2 separate regions of the Homo sapiens genome follow, and region 1 is linked to region 2. Evidence: chromatin loops called from intact Hi-C (ENCODE). Cell type or tissue: GM12878. All regions are shown on one strand.

Region 1 (2,500 bases), 88 kb after region 2:
TTTCCGTTGGTCTGTGGGTTTGTTTTTGTACCACTATTGTGTTATTTTGGTTACTGTATAGCCTTATAGTATAGTTTGAACTTAAGTAATGTGATGCCTCCAGTTTTGTTGTTTTTGCTTGGATTGCTTTTGCTATTTTGGCTCTTTCTTTTTATTCCATATAAATTTTAGGATGTTTTTCTAACTCTGTGAAAACTGAAATTTGTAGTTTGATAGAAATAGTGTTGAATCTCTAGATTGCTTTGGCCAGTATGGCCATTTTAATAATATTGAGTCTTCCATTTCATGAGCCTGGACTAGTTTTCCATTTGTTCGTGTCACTATGATTTTTTTCGGTGTTTTCCATCTATGATATGTTTGCAGTGTTTTGTTTTTCTCCTTGCAGAAATCTTTCACCTCCTTGGTTAGATACATTCCTAGGCATTTTACATTTTGTCTGTGGCTATTGTAAATTGCATTGCATTCTTGATTATACTCTCAGCTTGAGCATTATTGGTGTACAGAAATGCTACTCAGTTTTGTACATTGATTTTGTATCCTGAAACTTTACTGAAGTTGTCTGTCAGTTCCAGGAGCCCTTTGGCTTAGTCTTTATGGTTTTCTAGGTATAAAGTCATATCATCAGTGAAAAGAGGTAGCTTGGCTTCTTTTTCTATTAGAATGCTCTTCATTTCTTTCAGTTAATTGCTCTGGCAAGGACTTCCAGTACTATGTTGAACAGGAGTGGTAAGAAGAGATATACTTGTCTTGTTAACAGTTCTCAAGGGGAATGCTTCCAGCTTTTGCCCCTTCAATATAATGTTGGCTGTGGGTTTGTCATAGATGACTCTTACTATTTTGAGATATGTTCCTTTGATGCCTATTTTGTTGACAGTTCTTGTCATGAAGGGATGCTGGATTTTATTGGAGGCTTTTTCTGTGTCTGTTAAGATGATGATATGGTTTCGGGTTTCAATTCTGCTTTTGTGGTGAGTCACATTTATTGATTTGTGTATGTTGAACCAAACTTGCATACCAGGCATGAAGCCTACTTAATTGTGGTGAATTAACTTTTTTATGTGCTGCAGGATTCAGTTTGCTAGTATTGTGTAGAGGATATTTTTGTCTATGTTCACCAGAGGTATTGGCCTGTAGTTTTCTTTTTTTTGTTGTTGTGTCTTTTCCAGGTTTTGGTATCAGGGTGATGTTGGCTTCATTGAATGAGATAGTGAAGAGTCTCTCTTCCTCAATTTTTTAGAATAGTTTCACTTGAATTGGTATCAGTTCTTCTTTGTACACGTGGTAGAATTCGGCTGTGAGTCCATTTTGTTTGAGGCTTTTTTGTGTTTGTAGGTTTTTTATTAATGATTAAACTTCAGAACTTAATATCAGTTGCTTCAAGGTTTCAATTTCTTCCTGATTCAATCTTGAGATGTGTGTTTCCAGAAATTTATCCATTTCCTCTAGATTTTCTAGTTTGTGTGCACAGATGTGTTCATAATAGTCTCTGAGGATCTTTTGTATTTTTGTGGTATTAGTTGTAATGTCACCTTTGTCATTTTTGATTGTGCTTATTTGGACCTTCTCTCTTTTTCTCTTTTATTAATCTAGCTGGAAGTCTATCAGCCTTGTTTATCCTTTTCAGGAATTAACTTGGGTTTTGTCAATTCTTTGTATGGATTTTTGGATCTGAATTTCATTCAGTTCTGCTCTGATTTTAGTTATTTTGTGTGTGTGTGTGTGCTAGCTTTGGGGTCAATTTGTTCTTGTGTTTTCTAGTTACTCTAGGCGTGATGTTAAATCATTAATTTGAAATTTTTCTAATTTTTTGAGGTTGGTGTGTTAGCCCTATAAACTTTCCTCTTAACACTGCTTTTGCTGCATCCCAGAGATTTTGATATGTTTTGCCTCTGTTTTCATTTGTTTCAAAGAATAATTTGATGTCTGACTTAATTTCATTGTTTATCCAAAAGTGATTTATGAGCAATTTGTTAAATTCCTATGTAATTTTGTGGTTTTGAGGGATCTTCTTGATATTGATTTTAATATTTATTCCACTGTATTCTGAGAATATGGTTGGTATGATTTCACTTTTTTTAAATTTATTGAGACTTGCTTTATGGTTGAGCATGTGGTCAGTTTTAGAGTATGTTCTGTGTACTATTGAGACAAATGTGTTTAATGGGTGAAACATTCTGTAGATGTTTATTAGATCCAATGGTCAAGTGTCAAATTTAGGTCCAGAAGTTCTTTGTTAGTTGTCTGCCTCAATTGATCTGTCTAAGAGCATCAGTGAGGGGTTGAAGTTCTGCACTATTATTTTCTTGGTGTCTAAGTCTTTCTGTAGGTCTAGAAGTAGTTGCTTTAAGAATCTGGTGTTCCAATGTTGGGTATATATATTTAAAGTAGTTAACTCTTCTTGACTTAACTTGAATTGAACCCTTTGTTGTTATGTAATGCCCTTCTTTGTCATTTTTTGCTGTTGTTGGTTTAAAGTCTGTTATTTCTGATATAAAAACAG
Region 2 (2,500 bases):
GATGAGATAGGGGTTTGAGAGAACTAAAAGTGAAATTCCAGTTCATCAACAACCTTGTTTTTCAAAGATTTCTTAAAAAACTTTTTTCATTGGTAGCTTGTGAAATTCTTTCTCCATCATCTCTTTTACATAAAATATTGACAAACTGATAATAAGTCTTATTCCTTTCAGTTCCTTGAAAATCTGGGCTTTTACCTTCTAATTCTGAGTGTGGTAAAACTCACATGCACAGACTTTTAAATACTCACACAGCAATCCCACCAGAGTGTACCTTGACTAGCCTTCACATGTGACACAACATGGATCACATAAGATATAGATGAATGTCCTTTGTGAAGCAATGTCTGACTGTAGGATGTAGAATGGTTTGGCTGAGTTTGGAGACAGGAACTAGAGATCTGATTCTTGGTTTTGCCATATTAAGGCTGTGTGTCTTATGACAAACCAGTTTTCCCCTCAAATTAGTAATTTATAACAAATTAATCTACTGTGCTTTTGAGGTGGGCAAGAATTTTTTAATTTAATTAAATTATTTTTTTTAAAAAAAGCTTCCTAAGTGACTGTACTGCTCAGCCAGTCTTGAAAACAATAAACAAAGTCTTTGAGCTTCAATTTCTTCATTTATGCATTAGGAACATTAATGATTTCTTCAGCACATGAAATTATACGTGAAATTCTCAAGTGCAGAGCAGTCTGGAGATGTAGTATAGTGGCAGTTTTAATTGTGTGACCCATGTGTCACACAGATAAGATTTCGGTAGTGGGCATAGAAATAAAGGAAGTGTAAATGAGAGTAGAGACCTAGGTAACAGAACTGAAAACAAATGGAAGCCACCTCTGTTTTCCACAGCTGAGAATTCTTATAACGTGCCATCTGTGAGAGGTTAGTCCTGTGAATAGCCCTACACATAAAGCCAGATTTCTACTGAAGAATGGAGCTTACATCCTATGAGGTCTATATAATCCTGTATTCCTCCCTTATATTTTATGTTGCCTGTCTTGGCTCAAGTAATTGCAGGCCATTTGAGGTCAGGGTTTGAGTCTTTCCTTTCTCATAGGCACTCCTATTATTGTTCTGATTACAGAGAAAATTCTCAGCAAATGTTGATTGATGATTGGTTACGATTCTTGGACTTCTTCCTATTATGAGTAATTGATGCCCTCGAATGACTCAGCATTAGATTGGGGCTAATTAAGGATATCTTTCTGTGACGATCTCTGCCCTGTCACAAGTTATTATAGTTTTCTTATATCGCCTGAAAAAACTCACCACATTCTCTCTGAACACCAAGATTGTACCCATTCCTACATAAGGCATACGGAGCTACTTTTAGGGGAGGATAGGGTTCAAATCTATGCTGCTTTTTCTTGTTTTCAAATAAACTCATCATTTCACTGAACAAAGCCAAGTCACTTTCAAGCTGTGCCTTCTTATTGTCAAAAGCAGCCATCCCAGTTAACTTAGTGAAAAACAATAAACTGGTTGATCTGGCAAGACAAAGACAAGGCTTCATCTGATGGGTACGTTTTCCAACTTGTTAATTCACTGCTGTTTAGACATCGTCTTTGACAGAGTCTGTGACTGTTCAGAAGAATGACTCCCAAAAGTTAATAATGTGGGGAGCAGGGGAAAGAGATCAGTCTAGTAATCTACTCACCTACTTCATCTATGCTGTGCATGGCTGATAGCGGGAGGGATAAGTAGTTGGCTACATTTTTCTTTCTTTCTTTCCTTTACTCAAAATATTATCCCAGGAGATGTAGACATAAAGAAATGTATAGGCCGGGCACGGTGGCTCACGCCTGTAATCCCAGCACTTTGGGAGGCCGAGACGGGCGGATCACGAGGTCAGGAGATCAAGACCATTCTGGCTAACACGGTGAAACCCCGTCTCTACTAAAAATACAAAAATTAGCCGGGCATGGTGGCGCGCGCCTGTAGTCCCAGCTACACGGGAGGCTGAGGCAGGAGAATGGCGTGAACCCGGGAGGCGGAGCTTGCAGTGAGTCGAGATCGCGCCACTGCACTCCAGCCTGGGCGACAGAGTGAAACTCCGTCTCAAAAAAAAAAAAAAAAAAAAAAGAAATGTATAATCTTCAGGAGTGTGTCTGTACTTGTCTTCTTATCAAAAAAGTCCTTGAATTCTGCCCAGGCTGGGGTTCCTGAGTGTGGAGCTGGCCCTCAGCTGAGGGTAGAAGAAAGGAGAATTGAGTTAAGAAACCAAAGTAATGGCTGGAGAACCAAAGGATGTTCCCAGGCATCAAATCCAAAGGGCCCAGCAATGAAGCTTGATCCGATCCAAACAAAAGAATAAATACTTGGGTCAGACAAGACTGAAGTAGGAGATTTGAGTGATTGAGGGAAGAGAAAGAGGACAGTGTAAGGGGGTGCTAGAGAGGGAGATTTAAGAGCTTGCTGTGGCCTTGCCTATGGCTAATAGGTCGGGGTGATATCGAGGGTATTGGGCTGCTTCTAAGAAAAGAGGCGTCCACAGACAGC

Evidence for each region. Peaks named below come from ENCODE experiments on the same cell type or tissue, not always from the same donor. Only the 100,000 strongest peaks of a DNase experiment are listed, where the experiment ranks them.
Region 1: a loop joins it to region 2, with 5 times the contacts of the local background. A loop is called at or near these places in 1 of 110 quality-filtered maps.

What each region holds. Positions count from the first base shown.
Region 1 is chr10:90,046,400-90,048,899 of GRCh38, forward strand. No RefSeq gene overlaps it. Among named protein-coding and RNA genes, the nearest start is that of LINC01375, 90 kb to the left of the region's middle. RefSeq lists an enhancer at 1,098-1,247. In GM12878, no CTCF peak of the experiment used is centred here; a DNase peak (open chromatin) is centred at 982; H3K27ac peaks cover 2,458 bases.
Region 2 is chr10:89,958,810-89,961,309 of GRCh38, forward strand. No RefSeq gene overlaps it. Among named protein-coding and RNA genes, the nearest start is that of LINC01375, 2.7 kb to the left of the region's middle. In GM12878, no CTCF peak of the experiment used is centred here; DNase peaks (open chromatin) are centred at 972 and 1,082; H3K27ac peaks cover 269 bases.